Regions from separate parts of the Mus musculus genome. Here region 2 is linked to region 1. The links are chromatin loops, found by intact Hi-C in ENCODE. Cell type or tissue: left cerebral cortex. All regions are shown on one strand. Each heading gives the region's core, and the rest is flanking DNA. Links, peaks and the distances in the headings are about the cores only.

The links. A loop is a pair of places that touch in the nucleus more often than their neighbours do. Peaks named below come from ENCODE experiments on the same cell type or tissue, not always from the same donor. Only the 100,000 strongest peaks of a DNase experiment are listed, where the experiment ranks them.
Region 2: it touches region 1 in a loop (3-fold over the local background); 2 of 42 quality-filtered maps call a loop at or near these places.

The regions. Positions count from the first base shown.
Region 1 is chr12:117,351,922-117,354,832 of GRCm38, forward strand. No RefSeq gene overlaps it. Among named protein-coding and RNA genes, the nearest start is that of Gm5441, 16 kb to the left of the region's middle. In left cerebral cortex, for the core only: a CTCF peak has its summit at 1,271 (motif pointing left); a DNase peak (open chromatin) is centred at 1,240.
Region 2 is chr12:116,841,247-116,844,157 of GRCm38, forward strand. Ptprn2 (protein tyrosine phosphatase, receptor type, N polypeptide 2) reads left to right here. Exons shown (of 23, transcript NM_011215.2): 5 at 1-160. Among named protein-coding and RNA genes, the nearest start is that of Gm31336, 85 kb to the left of the region's middle. In left cerebral cortex, for the core only: a CTCF peak has its summit at 1,752; DNase peaks (open chromatin) are centred at 1,339 and 1,862; H3K27ac peaks cover 308 bases.

The sequences.
Region 1 (2,911 bases), core at 218-2,717:
GACAAGCAGACACTATGAGTCTAGAGACTGTTTCCAGCCAATCATAGGCCAGTCAGCTCAAAGCAGGCCGTGAGTGGGTCAGCGACCTTCCCATGGAGAGCTTTCAGGGGTGCACAAAAGGGGAAGGCAGCCTTTAGTTTTCTCCTGTCGGGAAGCTGAGAAAATGACCTTTGACTCTTGCCTCTGCAGGGGGTATGGTTCAAGAGAGGTCATGAAGAAAGGCCCTGCGCCTCACACCCTCCCCTGGGGCTGGGAATCAAGAGAGGGGGGGCCAACCAGAGGGACCTCAAGCCTCTGAAAGACAGAACTTTGTTTCCTCACCCCAGGAAAAGTGACCCCTACACACAACCCATATCCCTGGAGCCCAGCTGGGTCCAACTGAACAAGGACGCCTCTAACTCTACAACCTAGAAATCAGAAACAAGGGGGGAAATTTTTAAATCCAAAAACTCAAGGACAAGGCATAGAATCAGGGAGCTTGTGAACAGGAGCAATCAGGACTCAGCCACAAATTGTGATGGTTTTGATTAAAGGACAAATTGAATAGCCATCTTCAGTCTGCTTCTCTCCTGGCAGCTTGGGACATAATGGAGTGGATTGAAGGGTGACAGGTGACAGGGAATTGGAGTAGACGGCCCCTGACTGTAAGTGTTTATTTTCAAAAGACCTGCCCTCAGCCTCCACCCCCAAGCCCACAGAACCAAGCAAACTGGGACTAATCTAAGGAGCCAGAAAGAGACGAAGAAGGGGCCAGCCTCTGCTCTGACAGCTACCAACTGAAAGACATCAGGGACATTCAGGCATTTTCTACAAAATGGAAGTTGTGATTTGTCTCTTGCATGGGACTTTAGAAAGATCACAGGGTATCCCATGGGCATGGTCCACAGAAAGGCTCACATAGTGATAGTATGAAAAAGATATGGAGCACTCATTCAGCTTTGCGTGGGAAGCAAAGAGCATCTATCAACCCTAGGACACAGAGTAGGCAATACCCATACTATCTCAAGTAGAGAACACTGTGCTGTTAAACCTAGACTCCTCTAGAGTCATTTGTTTCTCAGAAGCCACTGGACCCAAGTACAGGCTGGTTGTGAGTCTTCCCTTCCAGAGCCCTCTTCCTGGTACCCAGCCTTCCCTAGGACTTCCTAGCACCCACAATATCACTCACACAGGCCTCAGAGATGATTCAAAGGTTAAGAGCACTGTCCACTCTTCAATTCCCACAGACACATGGTAGCTCCCAGCCATCTAGACTGGGGTCTGATGCCCTCTTCTGGTTTGCAGGTGTAGTTGCAGATAGAGCACTCATACATAAGTAAATAAGTCAAGGAGGAGGAGGAGGAGAGGAAGAAGAGGAAGAGGAAGAGGAAGAGGAAGAGGAAGAGGAAGAGGAAGAGGAAGAGGAAGAAGAAGAAGAAGAAGAAGAAGAAGAAGAAGAAGAAGAAGCAGAAGCAGCAAGAGAGGAAGTGAGAGAGGAAGAGAAAAGGAAAAGGATATGGAATACCACTCACACCATGTCTGCTCTCTGCTCCACCATCCAAGAGTCTGCTGCAGTCTAGACCAAAGCAGCTATCAGCACTGCTTTTGGGCCGGTATACCAGGTCTGTAGCAGGAGACAGGTGCTAAAATAGTGACCATGCACCAAGAACTGTATATACCACAGAACTCTCAGGAAGTCCCAGAAGTTAGTACTGTGCTTATGCACTGGGGCATGGAGACAGAAAGCTGCTTCTCTCTGATGGGGCTAGAATTCAAACTTCTATCCACTGAGACACAAGTTTGAATCTGCCCACCTACCTTACTCAATGTTATACTCACAATCATTCATTCCCTAAGTTAGTCAACACTGTAGGCTGAGACATCTTGGCCCTCAAGGAAGACTTCAATTCTGGACCACATAACTACTTCCTGAAGGCAGTAGCAGTTGGTGGTGGGGGGGGAGGGGTAGCCCTGGAAGGGAGTGAATTCAAGTGTGGCCTCAACTTATCAGACACCCAGTCAGAAACCAAATCTGGCTCTTCAGTTGAGAGTGGTTAACTACATGTTCCCTGGAGAACAGTAGGATGGGACTCCACTGTCTATGCCATCCAAGGCTGTTTCCATAACCATTTGCCCAGAGTACCAGAAGGAGAGTTGACAGACGAGCTCTGACCAAAGGACATAAGAGCTGCTTCTGGGTCCCCTCTGAGTTTCAAGCATGGAGCTGGCTGGTGCAAAGGATAAACCATGAAGGATAACACAAGAAACCAGACACAAATGAGCACAGTGTCCTTGTTAGCAGGGGCACATGCCATGCACAAGAGGGCTGTATACCAGGAAGGGTGTGGTGCAGCCCAGGTAAACCCAGCTCTGTTACCTCCTTTTCCTCTTAGATTTAGAACACAGGGGGAAGGTACCCAAACTCTGGTGATAATTTTCTGCAGTCTGTCAATCAACTGAGGCTTCACATCGTGAGCCTCAAGGCTTCTCAGAGACCCCTCCCAACCAGGATAGAGGTGAAGCTGGCACAGGGGTTATTACCAGAGCAGCAGGAGGGGACCAAGCCAGAATCAAGGGATCAGAACCACGGCACAAACATGCTAGGCTTGGGAATCTCCACACTTAGATGGAGTGAGAAACAAAGGTGCAGGGGGTGGAGACAAGGTGAGGTGGAGGGGAGGACACGCTCCCAAAGATAGAATTGAATAAGTCCACAGGACAATGGTGAGCTGGCAGACATTTAAAAAGTAAAATGAATACATTTTTACAGAGGCAGACAGGACAGCTTTGTTCCATGGAAATGTGGGAGAGTGGGGAGGGAGCAATCTCTACCTGCATCAAGGTGCACCATACACAGGTATGGGGATTCACAAAGCTCCACACATAGAAGGCTGTAGTGTGTGTGTGTGTGTGTGTGTGTGTGTGTGTGTGT
Region 2 (2,911 bases), core at 240-2,739, 510 kb before region 1:
CTTACAACAGAATGCTGACAATGAAAAATGGTTCAGTCTGGAGAGGGAGGTGGCCCTGGCCAAGACCCTTCGGCGCTATCTGCCCTACCTGGAGCTTCTGTCCCAGACCCCAACAGCAAATGCACACTCTAGGATAGACCATGAGACTCGTCCAGCCAAGGTGATGCTTCAGTCTCCTCATGGCCTGGGTTGTCTTTTACCTGTTTGTATGTTGTTTGTAGGGTACAGACATCTTTGCAGAGTGAGCAGTCTCAGTTCTCAGGCTCCCAGCAGCTGTCCTCCTGACTACAGGCTCTGGGTAGTATGAGAAGAGTGAGGCTGCATGCAAGGAGGTTCTGGACCCTGGGGCTGTGCTGATTCCAGGCACCACTGCAGGAAATCTAGTACTAAGAGACCAAGGAAGAGCTCTGCTCCCAGTCTGTAGGAAATGTGCTCAGGATAGGAGTGGAGACATAGCCCAGATGGCAAGAAGACAAGGGCATCTGAATATGGCTGGAGTTAGGTCTGGTACCTGGCTGGTCTGTTTTTAAATCAGCAATCCCTATATCCCTGGAGATTTCTAATTTCTGAAAAGTCACTGGTGGGGATATCTCAGGGCAACAGAATGACTGTCTATCTAGGATAGAGTATCAAGATGACATGGTGTCCAAAACAGTAAGGCTTTCAGGCTTGGGCTCTAGACAACTGTCTGTCTGTTGAAGGCAGGCTTAGGCACATGGCAATCACCATGCTATTCAGGACCAGACTTGCCTGCTAGGTCCAAGGTACAAAGTAAGAAACTGATAGGACTTCTCGTTTGGAGGCAAAAGCTTCTCAGATTATGAAGGTTATAACGAGTACAGCTGTTAGTGAAATGAATGTTCCTGGCTCATTCAGTCAGGATGTTAGAGTAAGCTTGTTTTGGAGCCAAGTCACATTTTTCAGTGGGCGTCTAAGGTGTCAAATTATGGTCACTACGATGTGCCAAAGGGTTCTGGATTCCAGAAGTCAGTGTTTTTGAGCCTGAGAACCAGCTCATCTCTAAGGGTGAGAGTGGGGATGGTGGGCAAGCTGGACTCCCTGGTGTGCGTGGTAGGCTTTTTGTAGGCTCAACAGCTCTTTCTAATGAATGTCCACAATGTTACTTCATTGGGCTGTGTTTTCTAAGACTGTAGTATGCTGCTAAGCACCCACATCTGGAGATTTTCCCCGAACCCGCACCAAGGCTTCCTCAGTCCTGAGCTTCCTCTGTCCTAATATACCTATCATACATACATAGCATACACCTATGCTGTGATCCCAGCACCAGCAGCTGACTCCCTGAAGGCACTTGAAGCCTTCCTCATGTAGAATGACAACACCATTTGCTCTGCTAGAACGAGGGCTTCTCTTGGCAGATGTCCACAAGGGGCTGGCATATTTTTCTAGATGATTCTGTGGGCTCAGGACCCATAGAGAGGAGAAGCAGTGGCAAGTGCTCATGTCCCCCACAGCCCAGAAAGAGCAGTTGGCAAGGGGAGCTGGCAGGGTGCGGTCAGAGTACCATGACACCAGTACCACTCACACTATGTTGGCTCCTGGGTTCCTTGAGACCACCACTCAGAAGGATGATCTCACACCACAGGTAGCCACAACAGTGCCAGTAGATGCCTGTAGCCCAGTCGTTTTACCCACAGCTGTTATTTCCCTTCAAAAGCTGCCCAGTGTGAACTAATGGTCATTATAATCATCCAACAGGGTGGCCATTTCAGAGCAATGGCTGTGAGTTATTCAGAGGCCGAGCGCTGGGGGGCACTTCTGGCTTACACATTCTTTTTTCTTCTGTATTCAGATAGATGTTTCTTCATATTTTTTTTTAAAGTGTGAAAGCCCAGAACTCATTATTTTCTGTTGAGTGCTTAAATGAGGAGAGAGCTGAGTCACATTTCTAATGAGCATCGTCTGCACAAAGCACAGAAGTGCAGCAGCAATCCAAGCTGCCGCAGGGCTCCGCAGCCAGCCTGGAACTAGGGGCTTCTCCTACCCCTCCCATCGGGTGACAGGCTATCTCTGTAGCAATTTAAACTGTAGCCACTGGTGGTGTTTCAACATGCATCCAATTTCTAGTGAATTGTTTACAAATCATGTTTTTTTTTTTTTTCCTGTATATCTATCCTGGAGAATCTGACTCCTGCATAGACAGAATTTTGATTTATTCTCTTTGAGACTGTTGGACTGATTACCTCATAACAGAAACCATGGGGAGTAGAACTTCCGTGCTCCTCCTAAACAGGCATGGCCAGGAGCCACTCTGATACATGCTTTGAGCACGTATAACTAAATCCACTCTACCACTGTCCCTGTGTTGTTAGTGGGGTGCCTACCTTCTTGCTTTATTGTCCAGAGTAGCACTGGCTCAGAGTCCTTTCAGGTGCTTTGCATAACATTAACATGCTCTAGTTTTACCCACAGAGCACAATTACATCCCCATTCCACATGCCACTGAAGAGGGCCAAGCTGAAATTCATTGCTTGCTGATACCATTAATTAATTTACTTTCAGGAGTATTTGAGAACATAATTAATATAAAGCAACTATAATGGGCTCTGAGATTGGAAAGATATGAAACTGCACCTGCCCTTCAAATTTTTCAGTCATATTTAATAAAAGAAACAACAAAAGTGTAGTTGAAATGGAGTAAATATAATACAGTAGTACAGTAATGGAGATAAATATGCAACGTGAAGGACATGCAGCAGGATTGGAAGGTAGACTGGGGGTATCCTGAGTGATAGGGCAGCTAGAACATATTTGTGGTTTAGGGACCTCCACAACCACCCATAGCATGGATAATTAGATGAGAGGCTGCTCTGCTGTTTCCAAGAAACTCCCTAAAGTTGAAGATGCAGAGTCCTAAGGATTTGGGACTCTACAAGTTGGAGCAACAGGTAAA